Regions from separate parts of the Homo sapiens genome. Here region 1 is linked to region 2. A link is an interaction called in ENCODE POLR2A ChIA-PET data of the cell type or tissue named here. Cell type or tissue: IMR-90. All regions are shown on one strand. Region 1 overlaps SAMD4A (sterile alpha motif domain containing 4A). Region 2 overlaps SAMD4A (sterile alpha motif domain containing 4A).

Region 1 (5,000 bases), 140 kb before region 2:
AGGTCCCTTCCTCTTAAATAAAAGGAAAGTAAGAATCAACAGATAACTGAGGAATGCTTCTTATTTGAGACAGAGTCCAACACAAACAGAAGAGAAAAAACTCCAAGAAACACAGGCAATATTGGGAGCAGAAGAGAACTCCAAAAATCAAATGTGATATCTTCAGAGACATTAGAAAAGATTTGGCAGCTATGAAACAAGAACAGAATGCAATACAAAAAGGAACCTTAAAAAGACAAAAAAGAACTCTCGGAATTTGAAAATATGATAGCAGAGATCTAAAATTACATAGTATGTTTGAAAGATCAAGTTATATGAATCACCTGGTGAGTAGAACAGAAAGATTAAAAGTAAAACAAAATAGGAGAAGAAACATTAAGGAGATTAGAAGATCAATAGAGAGGAGCTATTATCTAATCTGAAATTCTTTAAAGAGCGAGGAAGAAAATTAATGAGAGGAAATTATTTTGAAAATTCAAGAAAATTTTCTAGAGCTGCAGAAGCAAATATTTTAGACTAGGAAAGCTAGACTGAGGGTAACTAACACAGATGGGAGTAGGAGAATAGAAGGATGTCTTCAAGAAAAAGACTGTATGTAAACCCAGAGAGGACTTTCACAACCGCTTATGGGTGGCACTTAGTACTCCTTTTTAAGTTGATGAAATCAAGGCCAAGAGAGGTTAAGCTATTTCTCCAAGGTCACACAGGTAGTAATCAGTGGAACTGGGACTCAAACCCAGGTCAGTCTCACGCCACCATGTGTGCTCTGAACCACAGCTTGATATTGCCCAAGACCGTTCTGGACTTTGATTCTGCCATTCAGTATACTAGCAACCCTGCCAGATCTGTGCCATGAACACATGTTCTGGAATGAAACAGTGTGTCACAAAGAAGGGAATGTTGAGAAATAAGGGGTCATTTGTCCTAATTCTCCCTTCAATCCTAGAAACCAGGCCGCCTCCATTGCTAGATTTGGGAGTTGTGGATCAGAGCTGGAACAATTTGGGAAAGTCAGACTCAACTTTGAATGATAGGACTTGAAGAAAAGCAAACTTCTCCAGCACCAAAGGAAGCCTTCAAGTCTACTCTGTCACGGGCTTAGGGCTGTGATTCCCAATGGGACCCTCATGACCGTCATGGACCCATTTTAGACTTGGCAGTGGGGTCTACACAATTGTGTAGACTTGGCAGTGGGGTTCTTTAAGTTGAAGATAAATCTGGGTGTCAAGCAGGTTGCCTTTCCTCTAGAGTTCTGATAGCCCAGCCAAAGCCCCATTCAAATCCTTGTCAGTCTGGAGGATTCCAAAAGGCTGAGTCTAAGCTGGCTGTTCTACAAGAAGGAAGGGGAATGGGGAAAGGCGTTCCTTTGAACCCTTCTTTCCCAAAGTCAGGATTCTTTTTTTTCTTTTTTTTTTTTTGAGATGGAGTTTCGCTCTGTCACCCAGGCTAGAGTGCAATGGTATGATCTCAGCTTACTGCAACCTCTGCCTCCTGGGTTCAAGCGATTCTCCTGCTTCAGCCTTCCAAGTAGCTGGGATTACAGGTGCCCGCCACACGCCCAGCTGATTTTTGTAGTTTTAGTACAGATGGGGTTTCACCATGTTGGCCAGGCTGGTCTCAAACCCCTGAACTCAGGTGATCTGCCTGCCTTGGCCTCCCAAAGTGCTGGGATTACAGGCGTAAGCTACTGTGCCTGGCCCAAAGTCAGGATTCTTAAGGGAACTCTCCAGGACATGCTTCGTTTCTCTCAGTCTGTGTCATTTAGGGTGGCAGAATGGTCTCACAGGGTTAACATCTCTGGAAGTAAACCATTTACCCAATATGATGTAGTGGAGTTAGAAAAAACAACAACAACAACAACAACAAAAAACCCAAAAAAACTAGCCTGCAGGCAAAAGCAATCTGGGTCAAAGAGTTTCAGCAGGCCTTTTACTAAGAGTCACACTATTTTGAGAGTACAGCTCTTGAGTGTATAAAGCTTCTTGCTCCTAAGCCATTGCTGGGGCAGCCAAAAACACAAAGCCCTGGTTAAGGAGAGGAACATATCCTTTCTTTCTTGGCCACTTTGTGGCTATTCTTCCAGTAGTGAAGCCTCAAGAAGTAAACATGAAATCTTTCCTTGCTCTGTTCTTTAAGAAAAAGCATTCATTCCTTGTGTTGACCTTTCTAAAAAGTTTGTTTATGCAACTGCAAAAGAGTGGAAGGCAGCTCACACGCAGACATGCAGACGTGAATGGAGAGATGGTCACGAGTGTGACCCCAGCTCTATCCCAGTTGAGTGCTTAAAGAGCTTTTCTCTGGGCAACTGCTTCTCTAGCACCCCATAATTAGCCTGGTCTCTGAATTGCATATAGATTGAGTGGCTGGGGGAAGAGGAGCAAGAGAATAGCTCTAGAAGCAAATAAAAATTATGCAGCTGTCTCTAGCAAGAAAAAGAGAGAATCACCAACAGAAAATTGGGAAAGAACTGTGACCATACACAGCTTTAAATTCTCTTTCACAAATCTCATAGATTGAGCAAAAAAAAAAAAAAAAACCTTCAAGCAACATATTTGCTTGCAAGACATCTCCTTTTTCTGAGTATTGACAATACTCATTCCTGAACAACAGCGAGGTCTGCAAAGATGCTTACCTTGAATTTAGGATCTGTAGTTCAGATCCACTTTCAGGGACTGCCTAGCCTCAATCACGTTGTCAGTCTCATACCCAAAGTAGAGACACTCTTGGGCATCAAGGACTCTCAGACTTTGAACTTTAGCCACAATATTTTGAGATTCCAGGTGAATTTAGAGCTACATTGCCAAAAGTAAACAAATCTATAAATGTGGTCATTTTTACCCAGAGATGTCATTATGGACTTTTAGATTAATACTTGGATGTAACATTGTGTTGGGGTATTAACATTATGCTGCTAAATCTAGCAGAATGAATAACAACATCATAGGCATGAAAAAAATTTCTTTCTTTTTTTTTTTTTTTTGAGACAGGGTCTTGCTCTGTAGTCCAGGCTGGAGTGCAGTGGTGCAATCATAGCTCACTGCAGCTCAAATTCCTGGGCTCAAGCGATCCTTCTGCCTCAGCCTCCCAAGGAGCTGGGACCACAGGTGTAAGCCATCACACCTGGCTAATTTTTTATTTTTTTGTAGAGATAGGGGTCTAGCTATGTTGCCCAGGCTGGTCTTGAACTCCTGCACTCAGGCAATCCTCCCCGCTCGGCCTCCCAAAATGTTGGGATGACAGGTGTGGGCCATTGCCAAAATAATTTCTTGAATAATGATGAACATATGTGAACAACACCCTTTCTCACAATGTAGCTCCCTAAGGCCTCATGACTACACCCAAATTCTCCCAACTTTGCAAGCATGCTGCAGTCTTGAGCATTCTCCCAACACATGCATTGGATGCAGACCCAGGGCAATATTCTGGCCAAATCATCATGTCAATGTCTCTCCTCAGCAAGTTCTCTAACTCCTGATGTATCTGGGAAGCCTACATCCTCTGCATTTAGAAGCACCACTGAGAGGGGCATTGTAGCTGCCACCTGCCCTGCCCCGCAACTTCATATAAATGTGACTTGTTAAAAACAACACAAGCCACTTAAATAATCCAAACATACAATCAGAGAAGAAGAAAAAAACATGAATACTTAATACTTAAATAATCCCAACATACAATCAGAGAAGACTGTTAGACACATTGCCAAAAAAATCATCTACAGAAATCTTTTCAGTATTTGTTTTCAATACTTTATATTCACTTTGTTAGAGACCCTCAGGAACTGAGGACCTTACCCCCATTTAAGAGTTCCGGCAAATGAAGACTAACGAGCAACTAAGAAAATTCATATCCTGAATCATAGTTTTACTCAATGGGAAAATAATTTGATTTAAAAAAAGGTTGCTTCAACAACTTTTTGGAAATATACCCACTGTGTAAAATGAGACACCTCTGTAATATGTGTTTTGTCTCCTATGTTTCACCTGGGTACTAACAAGAGATACAGAGAGTATATTCAATTTCTTAATACTATGTACCCTCTCGTCAGCCCTTGTCTTCTGAGAAAGTTTAATTTCTAGGCTCTGTAGGACAGTGTTGGGTGCTCTACCTATCGATCGAGGCCTCTCAAGAACCTGGAGCTGAGGAATACATGTCTGACTTTGTTTTGACTTGGGTATAGCAAAAGTTGTTTGTTTTTTAACCGAAAATGGGTAGTTTTTGAGACAGGGCAAAAGCTGAGTGTCCCTGCTTCCACTGTGAAAATATTTGACTTATTGGTACTTGAATAAGACCAGTAACATGCTAAATATTTATCAGATCTCTTAAAACAAAGAGCCTTCGAATAGTCCACTTTTCTTCCAAAAGAATCTGTCTTGATGAAACCACAATCATCAAGCAAGAATGGCTTTCAAGTGGCCTGTGATTCAGGTGCCAAGCAACAGAACTTGGTGATCCTCTGATTTTTTTTTCTTTAGAATCCACATTTATAACTGTAGCATGCTCCTGAAGTTTCATCATCACCATGACCTTAAACCAGTATTATTTTTGCCAATTTTCTTTTCTTTCTATATGGCAGAGACTAAGGAACTCATGATACTGTGTTTCCTATTAATAAACTCTAATACGTTTCTAAATTATCAGATCACCCCTTATTTAGCATTATTATTCCAGGCTGAATCATTTTGCTTTTTATTTTAGGCTATCTTCTTTTTCCCCTCTTTCTTCACTAATATCCTCATGTATTTCTCATTTTATATATTTTTAATAGGTAATACATGACATTAATATGGTGCTTACTTCAAAGAGCAGGATGATAAATAATTCCCCCACCCTGTCCACCAGACTTCCCTTCACACTCCAGGTAGCAGTTACTGATTTTTTCACATTCTTTTTTAAAATTAGGGGGACCAAAACCGTATTAGATTTTTCACGTAGTATGTAGTTAATGCTGAATACAGCAGGAGGCTCTCTTCCTGGCTTTGTCACATCCCACTTCTCCTAGA
Region 2 (5,000 bases):
TACAGGCATATAACCTGAGGTCAAATCTGTGCTTTAAAGGATGTTTACCACAGCATTGTAAGAAACTGGAAATAACCTAAATGTCCAAGTGTAAGGGTTTGGTTTAATAAATTATGGCACAGCCATACTATAGAATGCTACACGGTCATTTAAAATACTGTCATAAAAGAGTTTATGATGGTGCATTAAAATATTAATGACAGTTTAAGTTTAAAAGGCAGTTTAGATATTTTTTTCACCAAATGGCATATATGTAGAGATACATACCACTGTACAGTATGTCAAATGGACCTAATTTTGTATATTTGTGTAAGAAAAATTTGTGTATGGTAGAAGACACTAAATATAGCCAACAAAATGAAAAATAGGATTATAGGTGTTATTTATGTAACTTTTTCTTTTTTAAATCTTTCTACAATAGAAATATAATTCTTCTAAGAACATTGTCTTTTTAAAAACTCTTCTACCTGCTTTGCTAGAACCTGATTTGGACAATTTGATAAATTTTTTCAGGCACAAGAGAAAGTATACTTAATAAAATAGATTTCTCAGAAATAGCCTACGTGTCAAATTCTATTTCATCCATTTAATGCTTCTAAATCTTTATGCTATAATCTAGCATAAACTTAGGTAAGAACATTTATTTTAATCAGAAAACATGTTAACAATTGTGTTGCCAAGCAATGCGGTAAAGGGCAGGAACTGAAAGATCGTCTATTTCAAGTAATTAAATCACATTTAATATTAAATAATAACCCAAACATAATTGTCTAGTTTATTCCATTGAACAAATTTTATTTTGTGTGCCTACTGTGTGTTAAGCACTGTACTGATGGTTAACTTGACAGAGTCTTCTTTAATGCTTTGGATTTGAGATCAAAGAAAATTCAAGTCTAAGGGGTTAATCTGAACAGTTGTCCCTAAATCTAAAGCCTAGTAGAACAGCAACTCCTCTGATAGAAATTCCTCTGATGCATAAAAAAGACGCTGATGTTTTATGCCTCAGCTGCTATGTCTTATCTGCAAAGCTCTCCTACTCCTGCACATGCAAGACACTCCATCCTCAACCCAAACCTCAACACTGAAATGCAGTGTGCCAAAAATGAAGTCAGTCTGGCACATAATTATAATTCCAAAGGTAAAATAATGCAATGCTTTATTTGAATCAAATTTCAGTGAAAGCAACCCAACTAAAGCCACCTGTTACATGTATAGAACCATCTTTTAGCAGTTCAGCAACAAAAAACTAGAAATATTTATTCTTTATGAAATTGCTCAAAGGTCACTTTTAAAGAGAAGGTTATCTATGGGACAGCTGGCAATAGACTAGCTGTATTTAAAGACTCTACACCTGCATTTTAGAAGGCACCGGTAATTGAGAACATTGTAATGTACTATTACTACACTGGTGGAGAAAATTAATGAAAAATATTACTAGGTGTATAATTCTTAAAAGCATTACATTTGATAATTTAACTGTGAAAACCAAAATCATTTAAATTCTAAAAAATACTATTTGCCTGAACAGTCTGCACACCTTTTCAAAAGGTTCATTAAATAATCCCAGTGTTACAAATAACCTCCTTAACCTCCTGTAACAACAGAATAGATTTTCAACAGCTGTCAAAATAGATTCCAGTATCCATTCTATTCAAGTGTGTTAGAAGAAGATCTTAAAACTGTCAAGGAGTGTCAGAATGTGGGTAACTTAGTAAAAAATGTAACTGAGCTGATTCCGCCAACTACAGAGAAAAGAAGAAAGCTCAAATCAGCTCAAAGAAAAAGATCAATCAAAGGGAGAAGGATAAGGAGATCATATCCAACTACAGGTAATGTCCCAACTCCATGCTCAGATAAAAAGGGTTTTCTCTAATAGAAGACTGCACAACAGAATTCTGAAGAGGCACCATTCATTCCACATAACAGATGAACACCTCCTACAGGCCACCCTGCTGCTTCTCGGGGCACTGCTAATTCAGGACAAGGTTGCCAGACTCAGCAAATACAACTATAGGACCCCTAGTTACATTTGAATTGCAAATACACCATGAATAACTTTCTAGTATATGTGGTATAAGTATGCCCCATTCGCAGTTCAAATTTAGCTGGGGTTCCTGTAATTTCTTTGGCAACCCTACGTGAGGGAGATAAAGCACAGCCCCTTCCTCCTGGAGCCAATGTTCCAGTGCAGGATTTCTTAAAAGGTAAAAAATTTATCTTTTTATCCCGTCTCTACTAAAATACAAAAAATTAGCCAGGCATGGTAGCACACGCCTGTAGCCCCAGCTACTCGGGAGGCTGAGGCAGGGGAATCACTTGAACCCAGGAGGCGGAGGTTGCAGTGGGCCGAGATTGCGCCACTGCACTCCAGCCTGGTGACAAAGAGAGACTCTGTCTCAAAAAAGAAAAAAAACATCTTTTAAGCTATACAAAAGTTAAATTAGCAGCACACTTTACTCTCATAAACTTTTCACCAAGATTGACCAATTCTTAATTTTTGTCACCTTATATATAAACATTTGAGAATAAGCTGCAGTAAGTCCTCATCCCTAAAAGACTTCTGCATGCGTCTCCTAATAAGGACATTTCCTGGTGTGACCAAGGTACAATTATAACAGAAGGAAATGTATAATTGATAACAGCATTATCCCCTAATACATAGACTACATTTAAATTTCACCAATTGTCCCAATACTGCCCTTTAGAGCCATGTTTTTTCCCAATCCAGGATCCAATCCAGAACTTCATGTGGCATTTAGCTATCATATTGCTGTAGATTCCTTCACTCTAGGGCATGCCGTCACCTCACCTAACATGGCAGTGTCAATCCAGTGTGCTAAATGCTGAGCTGGTGATGTGCAGATGCCGTGTGGGAGCTCAGGGGACGACGAGGCATCTTCTTCTTTGTCTTTGAGGCATCTTCTTTGTCCTCGCACAAACATATCTGCTCTGTTCAAGGACTGAATAACAGCTGATGGACGCCATTCGCCAGTTTAACTTGTGAAGTTCAACAAAATACCCAAGCACCTCCTATTTTAACTCTGGGCATCTTTCTCTCTCTCAATGAGAAGGTAGGAAAGTCTTTAAAAATAAAAAATAAAATTAAAAAAAAAACAGCAGCAGCAATTCTTGTCCAAATTATTCCTATCTAAAATGTTGTGAACTAAACATACATATGCCACAATTATTCCCATATAACCCACCAGCAGCTTAATATCAGAATCACACATGAGGCTCAAGTTTGACATTATAGCTCAGAATTTCAATATTTTAACTGTGCTCAGATCATCTGCAAATACCACAATAATCTGCAAAATGTGCTAACACAGCTCATTCTGCCACAAAAAGAAAATGTGAAAATAGGGAGGCTTTGTTAAAATAATAACAACAAAGAACAATGACAAGAAAGCCTTCTCTTTTTCCAACGAACGCTTGTTCAGTGAAAGGTAAAAGTGGAAATAATATTATAGAACAAAAAGCAAAGCATAATTATTTTCTTGTTTAGCTGAGGTATACCAAAAATACTCAAAGGTTTTGCACTGAATGGGTTTAAGTTTAGTAATTTTTATCTAGGTTTACCTCTTTAAAAACAGAATTTTAAAAAATTATCAGAAATTTTTAAATAATCCATACTATCAAAATAGGTATAGAATCCCTGTGGCATGCTTTGAATGGCTGCATGACCACTCATACTGGAATCTTTACAGGCAGGGATACAGAGGTCACAATACAACACTTTATGTGGCTTTCTCCAAAAGAAATTCTTTAGCATGGACACCTGAGTCCTTCATACTTGAAGAGAGTACATTTAATGATCTAATCAATGAAAAGGATGAAAGTGAATACAAACTTAACTTTGACGTTATAGACAGTCCAGCCTGTGGAAATCAGGGCCACAAGGCTTAAAGTCCCAATTGAATTGGATCATCGGATCCAAGCCTTAGTTCAGGCCCAGAGGGGCCTGGTGTTCACCAAGAGAACCATGTGTTTATTTCAGCTCTTGCTAACAGTGCAAAAGCTCTGAAAAAGAAACCATGGTCATCTTTTCCTGAACCTTTTAAAACCCACATTCCTGAATTTGTATCCCATTGTTTCAACTGGTACTTTGAGAATAATGTCGCTCTGCTTTTGTATAATACGATACAGTTTACAAAGTACTTTTACACATCCACAATCCTGGTAATAGCCTTGTGATTTCTGTAGTGGTAACTCCATTTCACAGATGAGGAAACTGAGGCTCAGAGAGCTTAAATAATTTTTACAAGGTAACATACTTTATGTGATGACACCAAGACCCTAACCCAGGTCTTCTGTAAGGGTCTGAGGGGAAACCAGCATCTATTTCCTCTGGCCTTTATCACATGTATCTTGGTAACAGCGTGAGGATTCTCATCTTGACCTGTTTTGTTAATCAATCTGTATGCACTTAGATTTATCTCACAACCTAGATGGTAAACCCCTTGTGGATTACGGATGTCAGTTAAATTTCTTTAAATTCATTCATCCGCTCTTTCAACGAAAACGTTCTGAGATCACCTATGTGCTAGACACACTATTAGGCACTGGAGGATAAAAGTGACTAAGGCACAGGGTAATCAGATAGTGAACAACACCAGTACCTTGAGACTAGTGCTATACAAAGGTATCAGCAGGGCACCAGCAAGCCCTAAGAGACTGGGGAAGACCCTCAGGAAGAGCTGTCGTAGACAAGGAGACTCCTGGTTGGTCCACACCACCATACACATTAACACCCAGTAAGGAACTGTTTAACCAACGAATGAATGAAATTTCTCCCCACAGGTAGTGGGCAGTCATGAAGGACACCCAGTGCTCCACTAGGGTTTAGGGCAACTCCAGAGTAGCCAAGTCAGATTCTGCATAAACCAAGAAGACATTGCTGGAACAGTGATTATAACATGCTTCCTACACTATAACACTCTGCAATTTCAAAATACGAGGGCTAATCACTTTCCAATCCAAACAAACTGTGCTTTATTGTG

The links. Peaks named below come from ENCODE experiments on the same cell type or tissue, not always from the same donor. Only the 100,000 strongest peaks of a DNase experiment are listed, where the experiment ranks them.
Region 1: POLR2A ChIA-PET joins it to region 2 with 9 read pairs; 5 of 35 experiments call an interaction of 5 or more read pairs at or near these places.

The regions. Positions count from the first base shown.
Region 1 is chr14:54,715,421-54,720,420 of GRCh38, reverse strand. All of the region lies in intron 3 of SAMD4A (sterile alpha motif domain containing 4A), which reads right to left. Among named protein-coding and RNA genes, the nearest start is that of SAMD4A-AS1, 30 kb to the right of the region's middle. In IMR-90, a CTCF peak has its summit at 4,956; a DNase peak (open chromatin) is centred at 2,210; H3K27ac peaks cover 1,798 bases.
Region 2 is chr14:54,580,361-54,585,360 of GRCh38, reverse strand. All of the region lies in intron 2 of SAMD4A (sterile alpha motif domain containing 4A), which reads right to left. Among named protein-coding and RNA genes, the nearest start is that of SAMD4A, 16 kb to the right of the region's middle. In IMR-90, no CTCF peak of the experiment used is centred here; no DNase peak of the experiment used is centred here.